Linked DNA regions of Homo sapiens: region 1 is linked to region 2. Evidence: chromatin loops called from intact Hi-C (ENCODE). Cell type or tissue: natural killer cell. All regions are shown on one strand.

Region 1 (8,000 bases), 250 kb after region 2:
TTGTAACATCTTTCTTTCCTTTGTGGTTAGCCAAGGTAGAGGTTTATCAATGGTACTGATCTCAAAGAACTGGCTTTTTGTTTTATTGATTTTCTCGGATGATTTTCTGTTTTCTATTCCATTGATTTCTGCAAGAATTGTTTTTTAAGCTTAGAGTATGAATTTAGATTTTTCTCATTATTGACACCGCGTCATGAATGTAGTTCACTGAATTCAATCTCACTGAAATGTACACTAAATAATTAAAATAATATGTATGCTTCACCATAATTTAAAAAGTAAAACACGATAGGTGATAAATGTAGTAGCAGGATATGTAAATCCACAGAATTAAATGGTCTTGTAACATTTTGAAAAATGAGGGGATTGGCCTGGACCTTCAAATGGGCAGGAGGTGTGAGGAGATGCTCTCACAGAACCATACAGTGCCTTTCTGTATTAATCAGTTCTTAACGCTAATATTTCACATTTCTCCTCCTCTCCTTTGCTTTCCTTCCACACCAAAGAGAATGGTCCAGCAGCAGCTCAGTCCATGCTTGTCAACCACCCACCTCCATAGACTTCAGCGCTGGTCCCCACATCCCCCAAGGCTCCTAGTGGGATTCCTGAGAAGCACCAATGCACTGACTATTACTCTATGTTCTCCTAGCTTCTGTTCTGGACCTGGAAGATATTGCGCTTGATATTGCGGAGGAGGTGTTATCTGAAATGGTGAGATGCATTCCTTCATCTGGAAGAGAATTTTTTTTTTTTCTGGGGCTTCTTCCCTTATTAATGAAATGAAGACATAAAAGTCTGACCATATACATAACAGATGACTAAGACAATTTTCTTGGTGGGGGGAATATCAAGTGAATATCATTTTTGATTGCCATTGTCAATCAAGCTTCAGTTGATCAAGCTTCAGTTGGTCATGGACTCTAGTGACCAGCCATGAGTTTATGAACAACTGAGGCCTAATTGATGATGACAGTAAAAAATGACAGCATTACCTACAAACTGTCTGGTAGTGAGCATATTTTTTAGTAGCAACTTTTTCTTCTTGAAAAATAATTTTGTATTTGCCAGCCAACATGGACTTGCAAATATTCCATGAAAACCCATTGCCCAAAATTCCTACCGTATGTATTTATTATTTTTAAAAAAAGCTTTATTGAGAAATAGTTGACATGCAAAACAATTCACCCATTTAAAGTGGGTGATTCAGTGTTTTTACTGTATTTACAGGGTTGTGCAACCATTGTACAATCTCATTTTAGAACGTTTTCATTCCTCCACGAAGAAACCCTGTATCCATTAGTGGTTACTCCTCTCTTTTTCCAACCCCCACACCTCTGGCGATAGGAAGCCACTCATCTACTTTCTATTGCTGTAGATTTGCCTACTCCGGCCGTTTCTTTTTTAACTTGTTTTTTTTTTTTTTTTTTTTAAGTTCTGAGATACATGTGCAGGATGTACAGGTTTGTTACATAGGTAAAAGTGTGCCATGGTGGTTTGCTGCACCTGTCAAACCATCACCTAGGTATTAAGCCCTGCATGCATTTGCTGTTTATCCAGATGCTCTCCCTTCCCCTGCCCCGACAGGCCCGAGTGTGTCTTGTTCTCTTCTCTAACACCGTATATATCCTAAGACCACTCCCTTGCTGATACAAATCTAAGTGATGGGTTGTGGGGGGCTCTATTCCCTGCTTTTGTCTGGAGAGCCTGCCTGGCCTCAGGTTCCTGATAGGAGTGAGGACCTGGAGTGCACTGTGAGAAACAGATGGCTCAGTGAAGAACTGTCATCATCCACTGGAGTCCCTGGAAACAGCCGTATCATTTAGATGGTGTGGGTTTGTGTGCATGAGGGTTGGGAGTTAGCTAGGGATGAATTAATGTGTAGTGATTGTGAATGTGTTTGTAAATGTGTGTTTTTCCCCTAAAATGTGGACCCGCATGCCCAGCACAGTGCAAGTGTCAGTTTTCTTGAATTCCTGGCCTATGGTGGTTCTCTCACCTCAGCCTCCCGAGTCATGTCATTCTTCTAATAAAAAGGAAGAAAAACTTCAACACCACCATACACTTTACATAAATGACCTCTTTACTCCCTCACCACAGCTGTACCTGAAGGTCAGTTTAATATCCCTACTCCTTATATGGAGAGAGTGCAGAAAGGAATGAACCCAGATTTTGACCTCCTGAATGGAAAAGGCAAAAGTGAACCCAGAAATGGGTCCCGATGTTGATGGTCTGTATTACTTAACTGTGTCAGCACTCAGGCTTGGTGATATGACCCTACACCAGGGAGTTCCAGCACCTATGTGTGCCCCTGGTAGTGGTAGTGGATGGCCTATAAGCGTGCCAAACATTGCCCATCATCAAATGGGGCCCCATTGGTCACATAACCCTGGGTAGCAAAAGGTACACGGAACAATAGACGTTGGCATGGACATTACTGTGAAATATACATAGAAAGCCCACAGGCTTCTGGTCAGCTCACAGATTCTGAGAAGTGTAAGGGATCACATGGAATAGTGCAGGTCAACATCTGTCAGTGCTGCGATCATTCCTTAGCACTTGGTCAAAGCAGGGAAGGATCAGGAAGATATTGCATTGTATTTAGTAACATGAGTACCTCAAGCCTTAGAAATGCTCCAATCCATGGCCGGGCACGGTGGGAGGCTGAGACAGCCGATCACCTGAGTCAGGAGTTTGAGACCAGCCTGGCCAACATGGTGAAAGCCTGTATTTTTATACAAAAAGTAGTCAGGCATGGTGGCACACACCTGTAATCCCAGCTACTTGGGAGGCTGAGGCTGGAGAATCACTTGAACCTGGGAGGTGGAGGTTGCAGTGAGCCAAGATCGAACCCCTGCACTGCAGTCTGAGTGGCAGAGTGAAACTCTGTCTCAAAAAAAAAAAAAAAAAAAAAAGCTCCAATCCATAGCAGACGGACAAGGGCCAGTGCCACATCAGAACTCAGAGGACATTGTTGTTAGCCTGGTGCCCATCAATCTCACTGGAGACCTCCTGCATCGCTACGTTAGTGAGGCTTAGCGCTCACCATGTACTGATCCCCATGATGGACTGTCCCACTGTCGGGGGCTGGTGTGAGCATGAGCAGCCACTGACTCAATGGACGCACACAGTGTAAAGAAACGGAAGACATGGGCTGGGCGCGGTGGCTCAAGCCTCTAATCCCAGCACTTTGGGAGGCCGAGGTGGGTGGATTGCCTGAGGTTAGGAGTTCAAGACCAGCCTGGCCGAGCTGGTGAAACCCCGTCTCAACTGCAAATACAAAAATTAGCTGGGTGTGGTGGTGGGCACCTGTAATGCCAGGTACTCAGGAGGCTGAGGCAGGAGAATCACTTGAACCCAGGAGGCAGAGGTAGCAGTGAGCCGAGATTGAGCCATTGCACTCCAGCCTGGGTGACTGGACGAGACTTCGTCTTAAAAAAAAAAAAAGAAAAAAGGAAGGGAAGAGCAGAGGAGAAATATCACAGTTAGTACTCATATCTCTTAGACCCCTTCTGAGTAGGAGTGAACAGGACCTGGCCTTCCTGTCTGCCGAAAGCATGGCATGGACATCATCCTAAATGCCTCAAGAATGGAGTTTCATTGCTTTCTCTTGTCTTCTCCATCTGTATGTGATGATGGCAGTGACACCAGCAGAAATTGGTTGGGGGGCAGAACAGGAATCAGGTCCCCACTTCTCTGACACGGAGCAGACAGGACACAAATCAGCAGGGATGGACTTCAGGGTCAGGACACAGGTCCCAGGCCTGATCTTCCTGGGGCTGGGACAGATGAGTTTTTCTTTTTCACCTCTTCTGGAAGTCACTTGAGGAATGGTCCTTGAGGAGACACTGTTGACCAAGGGTTGTCTGGCCCAGAAATGTGTTTTTGTTGTTTTGTTTGTTTGTTTGTTTTGAGACAGAGTCTCACTCTGTTGCCCAGGCTGGAGTGCAGTGGCAGGATCTGAACTCTCTGCAACCTCCACCTCCCAGGTTCAAGTGATTCTCCTGCCTCAGCCTGCTGAGTAGCTGGAATTACAGACGTGCACCACCATGCCCAGCTAATTTTTGTATTTATAGTAGAGATGGGGTTTCTCCATGTTGGCCAGGCTGGTCTTGAACTCCTTCAGATGATCCACCTGCCTCAGCCTCCCAAAGTGCTGGGATTACAGGCGTGAGCCACTGTGCCTGGCTGACGTGTTTCAACTGGACAGCGCCCCCTAGCACTGGGCCTGTAGCTGCAGCACTCCCGAGTAGCAGGGGAGGTGAGGAGGGACACGAGTGCCAGTGCACCATGAGCTCAGCAGAGGGATGGGGACTGATTCCAGAGTCCAGCTCATCCTTGCAACTCTTCTTAGAATCCAGAGTACATCAGTTTCCACTTATTTTATAGAAGGTTTGGAATCTTCAGTGTCAAAGTCTGTGTTGTGTCTTCCCACAGGGTGGATAGAGGAACCCTGGCTATGGGTGTTTTCTGCCAGGGCAGTGACTGTGTCTTCCTCATTAGTCCTTATCCCAGAGCTCAGTCCTGGGGCGAACATGTTAGGCCCCATGGGCATTGTAATGAACACATCCCTGGGATGAGTTCTAGGTCGCCTCTGGGGTGGGATCTAGCTTAGTTGTGGAAATGTTCCCTTCTCAGCCTGTCCAGCCTGTTGAGCCCTACACCAATCCTGGAGGCTGCCCCAGCTTCTGAGTCAGGGTCCCTGGAGATGAACTTGAGCTCCTGAGGACAGTGAGGTACCCCTGCCCCTCGGTTCCTGCTGCGCTGATCCTGTCTAGACAGGCTGTGCAGGGCCACGCTCTTCCCCTGTGTGCACGTGCGCCCCCTGCTGGAATCCCTCTGGACCTGGATGTTGTCCTCATTGTTGTCATATCCCCAGCCCCACACAGTGACTGGCACTTGTGCAGATGCCCAGGAAGTAACCATAAACGTATGGTAGGAGCAGAGCTGCAAACTATTTCGCAAGAAAACACCAGGGGAGGGGAGTCATGTCTTCCTCATGTCTGGATCTCCTGTGCCGTCTAGTGTGGTTCTCAGTCATATATGTGCCGCCTCGTATTTTTTTTTTGAGGTGGAATCTCGCTCTGTCGCCCAGACTGGAGTGCAGTGGCGTGATCTCGGCTCACTGCAAGCTCCACCTCCCGGGTTCACGCCATTCTCCAGCCTCAGCCTCCCGAGTAGCTGGGACTACAGGCGCCTGCCACCACGCCCGGCTAATTTTTTTTTATTTTTAGTAGAGACGGGGTTTCATGGTGTTAGCCAGGATGGTCTCGATCTCCTGACCTCATGATCCGCCCACCTCGACTTCCCAAAGTGCTGGGATTACAGGCATGAGCCAACGTGCCCGGCCCTCATTTAAATACATTGAAATATTTACAATTAAAAGTTCAGGGCCGGGCATGGTGGCTCACGCCTATAATTTCAGCACTTTGGGAGGCCGGGGCGGGTGGATCATCTGAGGTCAGGAGATCGAGACCAGTCTGGCCAACGTGGTGAAACCCCGTCTCTACAAAAATTAGCTGGGTGTGGTGGTGCACACCTGTAATCCCAGCTACTCGGGAGACTGAGGCAGGAGAATCACCTGAACCCGGGAGGCGGAGGTTGCAGTGAGCTGAGATCATGTCATTGTACTCCAGCCTGGGCAGCAAGAATGAAACTCTGTCTCGAAAAAAAAAAAAAAAATTTCAGAACCTCATCACAATAGCCACCGTGCAGTGGCCCAGCAGCCTTATGTTAATGAAGCGGAGAGATTTCCATCCCCGCAGAATGCTCTTTCACATCTGCTGTGAGCCTGGCTGAGGGACCGATTGTTGAACTCCTCTAACTCAAAGTGTGCACATGAAAGTGGGAATCTCAGGGCTGTGAGATTGGAGGTGAGACCTGTAATGGGCCAGTGGAAGGAAAAAGTTGAAAGGTGGTTCCTTCAGTTTCTCTTTCTCAATCGAAGGCTGGCAAGTGTGAGCAATGCCTTTTTACAGACCTCTGACTCCACAGAGACCACGGAGAGTCTGACAACACCGAGGAAAGGGCAGAGTGATGTGTAACCCAGTGTGGCCTCACCTGCAGTAGGAGGCTGGGCGAGTTGCTCTCTGGAATAACTTCTTGCAGAGTTTTTGTCTCTTAATGATTGGCCAATGGACACCATCCATGAGGGCAGCTGCAATGAGGCAGATCTGCAGGTAGAGAATGATACTCTAGGAGGATCTCTGGGAGCAGTTGGGTGACACCTGTTGGTTTGGAACCTAGGAAAAGGGCAATGAAGTCAGAACCGAAGGAAATATGCGTAGAAGTCTGACTTGTTCCTTTTGTATTTTAGTAAGATAGAGATGAGACAATACATGTCCATGGACTTTATGTGCTGTGTTTGTAACCATTTTTTTTCTTGCTCTGGTGTTTAATGGTTACCTTTCCACAAGACCAGTTTTTCCTATGTCACAGCAAACATCAAAGCCCTGATTTTTGATTGGTTAGTATCTTCTGGGACTTGGGAATGCAAGAGTCTTATTAGGTCTGGGCACTGGCTAAGATGCAAGGTATCTGGTGAGACTCCCTCATGCTCACTACTTGAACACAGTTGTTTCTCTGAGATGTCTCAATATCTTCAGTCCCACGCTCCATGTGCCGCATCCAGCAAGCTCCCTGAGGGACTCCCAGTCTCCAACCACCAGCGCACTGACATTAACTGCGTGTCCTTTTAGGTCCCCCTGAGGACCGCCTGAGTTTAAAACTTCTACCACCAAGTGAGGAAGACAATGATGACACCAAGGTAAGACTCCTTTCTTTGCCTTCTAAGGAAATGTTGCTTTCCTGATGTCAGAAGCAAACTCACCCATCCACACCCAAAGAATGGACTCAGAGGCCTGCAGAACAGAAAAAGTGAGACTTTTAATGATGGTCTTGCAAGGTCGAGTGTCTGATGGGCAGACACACCCAGAACAATTTCAACAAGCAGTTTATCCCCTAGTGTGCAAGTCCCTCCCCTGGTTCCTCAGAGGCTGCGTACTATGGGGTCACAATCTTCCCAGGTTGTCGCATATTGATTGTTGGGTAGGAGCTTTAGGTTTTATTTTTATGGTTGTCTTAACTGCATTTTGTTGCAGCCCACAATGCATTGCAATCCTAGTCAGCTCAGGGGCTGTTCAAGTATTTGACTTATGACCTTAGTAGCTGGGCAGGCTGGTAAGAACAGACAAAGTGAGGTATTTTGCAGGCTAGTAAACTTTCAACTTAGACTAAACTTCTTTGTTCAAGTGATGGGAACTAAGTAGTGTGGAAGGGGGGCCCAACAAGCAGACATTGCCTGTCCAACCAGGAGCCTAGTATTTCTTCTGTACTTTTTTGACCTGAACCAGTTCAAGGCACTTTGTCTTAAAAATGGATCACTGTATACATTATTTCCTTAACCTGATTTCTTTCCTTCTCAATTAATTTTCACTTAATATGATGAGGCATATAAAATACAAATACACAATTCTCTTTGTGAGGATGGAGTTCAGTGGGAATGTCTTCCCATCTAATACGTGACACACTAGGATGTTTTTAAATGACAGCATCCATCATCAACTGTAATGCAGAGGCATTTTCCTCCACACCAATTTTCCTCTTTGAATTAGGCATTGTGCATTTACCAATCTAAATCAACTTCAAAGAAATTCTGTGGGAAAAGCTCTTGTCTTTTCCACAGGTGTCCTCCATGCTAGAATGTTTGCTCTTTGAACCTTGACTCAACCAGTTTCACAACTAGTTTTCTGAAGTCATCAAGAGACTAACTGATCTGTGTAAGGGGTGCAGCAGAATTGATCTGATCCTCATAGAATCTTCTTTTGTCTCATTGCAGATTTTACCATCACCTATCCAGGGTACGTACTTTGAACTAACTTTCTGAGAAACAAACTTGCTGGCTTTAATATATAGAAACCTCAATCTGGGTTCCTATTAAAAATACTGGGGGTGTGGTGAGAGCAAATGATTCTGCAAGTGTATAGCTATGAGAAGAGGGGCTG
Region 2 (8,000 bases):
ATCTTCTGGTTTCTCAGATGGGGAAACTGAGGCCCATGGTGTTGAAGCAACTTCCCAGCCTACAGGAAAGCTTTCTATGCATATCAAGCTTTGCAACGAGGAGGATGACAGAAGAATGTGGCACTAGGCGAGGCGGGGCTCTGGAGGGAGAACCCTGGCCTAGAATCCTGGCCCTGTCTCTACTGGGTGTGTGGCTTTTGGTAAATCACATCATGGCTGTGGGCATCAGTTTCCCTCTCTATAAGTGGCAGTGGTCAGCCCCACCTTGGAGGAACTGTGCTGAGGATTAGCTAAGAATAAGGGGCATTAGTGTCCTTGGCACAGGGCTGGACTTAGAGTGGGCATTTAATATGGAGATGGTGTTTGTTGGGAGCTGGGGAGGGCTCTGATATAATGGCAGGGACCCCCACCTCCTGTCCCATGCTCTTCCCAGCTGCCTCTCCAGCCCCGCCCAGGGTCTGTGAGGCTGACTCTCGCAGGCTTCCTCTACTCCAGCCTCCCATGGCAGAGGTGGCTGCTTTCAGTGTAGTGAGGAACTGCTGAGTGGCCCGTGGGGCGTGACACCCCAGCTGGGGCTTCTGATAGCTTCTTGGGGAAGGTGCAGATCCCTCACCTGCCCTTTTAAGATCCTCCTGCAGGGTCCGTGTTCCATGCCTTGGTCTCCCTGGAGATGGGAAATCACTGTGGTTTTCATTGTGTTTCTAAGCTTCATGTCCCCACGTTTGACTCTGTGACCAGATTTTTGAATGGAAAAAATCTAAATGTGGTTAGTTCCACTGTTTTCTCCCCAGACCCTCTTGCTACTTGTTCATTTGGCTGTGGCCCTCACTCAGCGTGTAATCACCTCTAGGTGACAGTAGTAATAATAATAGTCATGAAACAGCAAAAGATATTATCCTCTTTGACGCTAAGTGCCTCAGTGTGTGGGATCTTGATTAATCCTCACAAATAGCCCTGAGGGGTGGATTTTATTATTATTTTACCGAAGAGAAAACTGAGATTCTGAGAGGCTGAGTAACCACCAGATATGCAACAGCTGGCCAGGGGCAGAGCTGGGATTTGAACTTGGAAATCTGACTCCAAAGCTAATTTGATGACTACATGCAGTCTCTGTCAGGCAGGGAGGTTGCTTGTGTGTTTACCACTGAACTCTCAGCCCTTGGCCCAGTGCCTGGCACATAATAGGTGCTTAATAGATGTGGGCTGGCCAGGTGCAGTGGTTCACGCCTGTAATCCCAAGACTCTGTGAGATCAAAGCGGGAGGATTGCTTGAGCCCAGGAATTTGAGACCAGCTTGGGTAACACAGCAATACTCAGTCTCTACAAAAGAATTTTTTTTTGAATAGCCAAGTATAATGGTGTACGCCTATAATCTCAAATACTCAGCAGGCTGAGGCAGAAGGATCACCTGAGCCCAAGAGTTCGAGGCTGCAGTAAGCTAGGATTGTACCACTGCTTCCCAGCCTGGGAGACAGAGCAAGACCCTGTCTCAAAAAGAAGTAAAAAATAAAAATAGATGTGGGCTGATGGACCACCCTGTTGACCTGACATGTTGAAAGCTATTGTGGGGACAAATGGCCTTATCGTAGTGCCTGGCACTCCATACGCACACCGTAAGCAATTACTGTTACCAGCTTCTGAATCTCAGATCATAGTGGCTTCAGTTTGTGCCAAGGGTCTGGTTTGGCTTTGTCTCAGCAATGTCTGTGGCTGAAATAGAAGAACTGACTATTTTTGTGCTGTTTGAGTTGGGCCTGAGGTTTGGGCCATGGAACAGTTTGCATCATGAGAGATTTTCATCTGACTTGAGCTGTGGGCGCCTTTTTAGACCCAGTCATGGAGGCAAAAACGGGCTTGGAGTCAGTCTCTCCTGGCTTCTATTCCCTACTGGGCCACTTATTAATAGAGCATGGGGCCTCGAGCAAATCTCTTAGCCCTCCCAGAAACTCAGTTTTGCCATCTATAGAGTAGAAATATTGATAGCAACTTCCTCGTGGGTTGGCCTGAGGACTCAGTGAGGCGATGCAAACAAAGCCAGGCATACAGTAGGTGCTGAATAAGTGGTGGCAGCCGATGCTGGTGCTAGGCACCTGATGTGTCCTCAGTTCAGTTCAGTTGCATGCACCAGGCCCTGTTCTAAAGGTTTGGGATACATCAGTGCACAAGACAGCCATGTTTCCTGCCCCAGGGACTAACTTTTTTTTTTTTTTGAGATGGAGTCTCGCTCTGTCGCCCAGGCTGGAGTGCAATGGCACCATCTCGGCTCACTGCAACCTCCGCCTCCTGGGTTCAAATGATTCCCCTGCCTCCGCCTCCTGAGGACCTGTGATTATAGGGGCCCGGCCAGAATTAACATTCTAGTGGGGTGTTCAGGCAATCAACAATGGGTATGTGTAAGAACGTTGTATAGTATGTCAGGAGGTGGGCTGTGCTGGGGAAAGACAGAAGGAACCAGGTAAGAAGGTTCTGGAGGGCTTGGGTGTGTGGGGCCTCTGCCTCTCTAAAAAGGTGACATTTGAACAGAGACTTTAGAAGCAGGGAGAGCATAGGCCAGGGGAGCTTGGGGGGAAACAGGAATAGTCAGTGCAAAGGCTTTAAGGCCCAAGCATGCACAGGCACATTTGCAGAACAGGAGGGATGCCACGGTGGCTGCAGCAGACTGGGTGAGAGGAGAGAGTGGGCAGTGAGAGCAGGGAGGTGACCATGCCGGGCCTTGCAGTCACTCTAAGGACTGTGCCTCGTGCTTGGGGACACCAGAGCCATGGGGGAGTGACCCTTTGAATAGGACTGACACAACCCAGCTTGGCCTTTGAGTAGGTCCCTCTGGCTGTCATGTGGGGAACAGACTCAAGTAAGGGGACCAGTAAGGAACCACTGCAGTGGTCCAGGTGGGAGATGATGGCCGCTCAGACTGGGGCAGGAGAAAAGGAGAAGTGGGCAGATTCTGGATCTAGTTGGAAGGTTGAGCCCCAGGATGTGCTCATGGATTGGACATGGGATAGGAAAGACTTGAGTCATGGATGACCCTGAGAGTTTGCCATCTGCTAAAAGATGGAGCTGTCATCAGCTTTCATTAGGAAAACTGCAGGGTAGAGGGTCTTGGGGGCAGATCGGGACCCAGGTTTGCACTTGTTGGTTGAGTTTGAAAAGTCAGTTAGATACCGGTGTCAGCATACGTTCTCCACCTCTTCCCGTAGCTCCCCTTCCCCAGCTGTACAATGGGAAGGGTCTTTCATGCCCTGCCCATGCCTAAGAGTTGTTGGGATACTCAGGTGGGAGGGGAATTGTAAAGGATTAAAACACAGGGATTAAAACACCAATCCCTGTTGTGAGATTCCTCAGCCCCTTGGAAAATCCTCACCATTTCTGAGCTACAGGAAGAGGTACCCAGAGCCTTTGGAGCAGAAGGCCCTGCTCACATCCACTAGAGGGTTTGAGAATTCAGCTGAGCCCAGGCCAGCTCCTCTCAGCACCTTCCTCACTGTGACAATTTCAGACTCTTTGTTTTTTATTTATTTTTATTTTTTTAGAGACAGGGCCTGGCTCTGTCACCCAGGTTGGAGTGCCATGGTGCAATCATAGCTCACTAAAGCCTCGAACATCTGGGCTCAAGTGATCCTCCCACCTTGGCTTCCCAAAGCACTGGGATTACAGGCATGAACCATCACACCTGGCCAATTTCAGACTCTTTGTCTGCCTGTTATGGCCCCTCCAAGCAGGACCACTGCCCTGCCTGTTAGTCCACAGGGTCTTTGCCATATGTAAAATAGATTGCTTTTTACAGTAATAAAAAGAGAGCCATGTGGTAACAATGGCTCCCCAAGCCTAGACTTCCACTTTTTGGTTCTTGGTGGGCCTCAGTCACCTTCCCGTGCTGTTGGGAGCTTTGTCCTGAGAGGCTGAAGTGGACCCCACTCTCAGATGGAGGTCTTTGAGGCCCCAGCCCTAACTGTTCCAAAGCAGTCATTGCTGGGTGTCAGACATTCCAGGGCTTAGAGCAGTTAGAAGGGGCATGCCAATCTCGTGACTGCTGAAAGGAACCGTAAATGCAAGGCAGAAGCTTGGGAGGGCTGGACATGTGGGCAAAATACTTCTAGGAGCCAGGATTCCAGGATGCAAATGCCATGTGACCCTGAGCAACTATTTGCCCTCTCTGGGACTCAGTTTCTCTGTAGGTATAATGAAAGATTGGACTGGAGTCTCTTAAAGTTTCTTCCTGTGCACAATCTCCCAATTCTAAGAGTCCAGTAAGGAGTGGAGCTTCAGAGTCAGACAGATGTGGGTTCTAATCCAGCCCTCGCTGCTCTGTGACATTGAACAGGTGACTTCGTGTCTCTGATCTTGTGTCTCACCTGACGATGAGAAACTCCCTGTCTCAAATGAGGATTGTGTAAGCATTTCATTGTGGAGACCAGTGGGGAGAGCACCTAGCACACAGTAGGTGCTGTCTTTCCACATATCCAAGGGAGGAATTGAACCCACAGTGTAGAAGTTGCTGGCTGCCTCGAGGGTGGAATGACTTCTCGATTGAGGCACTAGAGGGCACCCCTGTTCTAACAACAGGGGTTAGATGGGCAGCTGCTTTTTTTTTTTTAAGCATGTGCAGAGCTACACACTTTCACACCTGAGTGTGTGTGGCTGTCTCAACAGCCAGTGAGGCAGGGGTTCTGACTGTCCAAATTTTGCAAATGAGGACACCGAGCAAAACCTGACTTGTCCAAAGGTTGCACAGAGCCTCTGGAAAGTCCAACATCAGGAGAGAATAGTGTGGAGTGTAAAAAGAAGGAAGGAGAAGGGAGGATCATTTGAGGCCTTGGAGTTCCAGACCAGCCTGGGCAACATAGCAAGACTCCATCTCTACAAAAAATGTAAAAATTACCCCGCTGGGTAGTGCATGTCTATATTTCCAGCTACTGGGGAGGCTGAGGCAGGAGGATCACCTAAGCCCAGGAGTTGGAAGCTACAGTGAGCTATGGAAGGCTTGATGCAGGTTGATGCCCTCTCCGTGCCCTCTACCCGCACTGTTTGCTGCTGGTAGGCAAATGGATTTTCCAGAGCTGAAAAAGGACTCAGATTTGGGGGTTTCAAGCTGAGTGGACATGTGGTTTCTGTGTTTGAGACAGAGTTGATGAGTGTGGAGCCAGGATACTGTGACCTTGTGCCAGCCACCACCCCCTCTGGGCCCAGCATCTTCTTTGTTGAAATGCATTAACTTATCTCATAGTTGGCTTGCCGTGCACGTGTATTGAGTGCCTACCCTGAACTAGGCCTGAGCTGGGTCTTAACACCTGAGTAGGACAAGAGAAGATGGGCATCCAAGAGGCTGAACCACAATGCGCAGAGGCCAGGCACCTCTGGAGGAAGTGGGAGATTTGAGGGTGTCATTGATTTTATCACTGTGATTGGAGCCCAGAGGACACAATGTAACCATTTCAGTGGTTCAGTAATGCATGGATGACAAGGTTTTCAAGGAATTTGGTCTGAATTATTACAGTTTAAGAAAACCTGATGTTGGCCAGGCCTGGTGGCTCATGCCTGTAATCTCAGAACCTTGGGAGGCCCAGGTGGGAGGATCACTTGAACCCAGGAGTTAGAGACCAGCCTGGGTAACATAGCAAGACCCTGTCTCTACAGAAAATTTAAAAATTAGCTGGGCGTGGAGGTGCATGCTTTCAAGTCTCAGCTACTCAAGAGGCTAGGCAGGAGGATCACTTGAACCCAGGAGTTGGAGGCTGTAGTGAGCTATGGTTGTGCCACTGCACTCCAGCCTGGGTGACAGAGCAAGACTCTGTCTCTCTAAAGAACAAAAAAACAAAAAACACCTGATATTTTATATAGAAATTCTGAGGCAGGGACATACAACTGCAGGTGTTTCATATTGTTTTAATATTTCATATCAAACATTTATATTAATAAAATATAGGCATGTTCATGTTGACCTAATATTTTGTTGCTATAATATAAATGTAATAATATCGTAATCAGAGATTTTTATTTTGCTCCTCCTATGTGCTGGTGTATTAGTTTTCCAGGGCTGCCATATTAAAAAACCAGAGACTTCTGAATGGCTTAAACAGAAGAAATGTATTTTCTCACAGTTCTGGAGTTTACAAGTCCAAGATCAAGGTGTTGGCAAGTGTGGTTTCTCCTGAGGTCTCTCTCCTTGGCTTGCAGATAACCACTTTCTCTCTGTGTCCTTACACCATCTTCCCTCTGCGTGTGTGGGCTCCTGTCTGTGTTTCCAGATTTCCTCTAATGACGTTAACAGTCAGATTGGATTAGAGCCCAACCTAACACCCTTATTTTAAACCTAATCACAACTTTACAGGCCCTATTTTCAAATAATAGTCACCTTTGATGTACTAGGGGGTTAGGGCTTCAATATGTGAATTTGGGGGGAATATATTTCAGTCCATAGCAGCCAGGTACTAGGAAAAGCACTTTAGAATGTTTCTTTTTATCCTCACAACAGTCTTAGAAGGGAGGCACTGTTATTATGTGCATTTTACAGATAAGGAAAACAAGGCTCAGAGAGGTTAACTCACTTGCAGAAGATCACACAGCTGGTCAACAGTGGAGCCAAGATTTGATCCCAGGCTGTCTTACTCTGGAGCCTGCACTGTGTTAGTTTATGTCTTTAATTTGACCTTAATCCTAGGGATACCTTTTCCACATTCTATTGAATTTACCAAGCTGTCCTCATGCCTCATTTTACTCTGCCCTCTCCCTGTTAAGGCCTAGATTGGAAAAGACCCAGATAGCAGGGAAGAAAGCCCTTTGCCAGACCCCCTGCTGCCCCAGCTTGCCTGGGCCCCACCTGGCCTGTTTGGCTACCTGCCCAGGGGGGAGTGCCTGGGGCCACCCCCTTCCAGCTCTGCCCTGACCGCCCCTATTTGCCGAGAGCAGCCTGGGCCCAGTGAAAGCCGCCTTTGTCCTCCAGTTCATTCCTCCTGGAGGGATGACCTAAGTCTTGTCTTGAGGACAAAGCGGCGGCCTGCCACGTGAGTGCAGGTCAGTCCCAGTAGTCTGCAGAGTCTCCCAGCCTAACTGATGGGAGTGGCAGCCTTAGTTATGGTTTGCCAAGTTTAGTGTGGTCAGGAAGGCTGCAGAGCCCCCTCTGTGTCCTGAGAGATAATGCCAGTGGCTCCTGTGTGTATAGAACTTGACAGTGGCTTACGTCTGTAATCCCAGCACTTTGGGAGGCCGAGGCGGGCGGATCACCGAGGTTAGGAGTTCGAAACCACCTGGCCAACATGGTGACACTTCATCTCTACTAAAAATACAAAAATTAGCCAGGCATGGTGGCGCACGCCTGTAATCCCAGCTACTCAGGAGGCTGAGGCAGGAGAATCGCTTGAATCGGGAGGTGGAGATTGCGCCAAAGCACTCCAGCCTCAGCGACAGAGCAAGACTCTATCTCAAAAAAAAAAAAAAAAAATTGACAATGTATAAAAGGTATTTTATGGTTTCTGGTTTATCTGATCCTCCCAGATTCTGCAGGGTGTGCAGGGCAGGGACCTGTTGAAGAAATGCCTCCAGGCCAGTTATCAGTTGCCATAACAAACGACTCCAAAACAGCAGTGCAAACCAACCACTGTTCATTATGTCCATGGATCCTGTGGGTCAGAAATTAGGCAGGGCTCAGTGAGAGTGTCTGCTGCCTGTCTGGAGTGTCAGCTGGGAGCCTCGAACAGTTGAGTGATAGAACCATCTAGAGTCTTCTTCACCCATGTGTTTGGTGCATGTGATGGTTCAAAAACCATCTAGAGTCTTCTTCACCCATGTGTTTGGCACACGTGATGGTTCAAAAACCAGGCTTCCCTGGGACTGTCAACCAGAGCACTGAAACACGGCCACTCCTGGTGGCGTGGGCTTCCTCACAACATGGCAGCTTAGGGCTCTGGAAGTGAGTGTTGTGGCAAAGAAGGCAAACGCCACACTTCCCTTTATGATGGCTGCAGCCACAGGACTTACATAGCGTCACTTCTGTTCTCTGCTGG

Evidence for each region. A loop is a pair of places that touch in the nucleus more often than their neighbours do. Peaks named below come from ENCODE experiments on the same cell type or tissue, not always from the same donor. Only the 100,000 strongest peaks of a DNase experiment are listed, where the experiment ranks them.
Region 1: it touches region 2 in a loop (4-fold over the local background); 13 of 110 quality-filtered maps call a loop at or near these places.

What each region holds. Positions count from the first base shown.
Region 1 is chr22:25,329,438-25,337,437 of GRCh38, forward strand. No RefSeq gene overlaps it. Among named protein-coding and RNA genes, the nearest start is that of CRYBB2, 110 kb to the left of the region's middle. In natural killer cell, no CTCF peak of the experiment used is centred here; DNase peaks (open chromatin) are centred at 4,224 and 4,814.
Region 2 is chr22:25,077,038-25,085,037 of GRCh38, forward strand. All of the region lies in intron 6 of KIAA1671, which reads left to right. Among named protein-coding and RNA genes, the nearest start is that of KIAA1671-AS1, 32 kb to the right of the region's middle. In natural killer cell, CTCF peaks have their summits at 4,510 (motif pointing right) and 4,724; a DNase peak (open chromatin) is centred at 4,534; H3K27ac peaks cover 205 bases.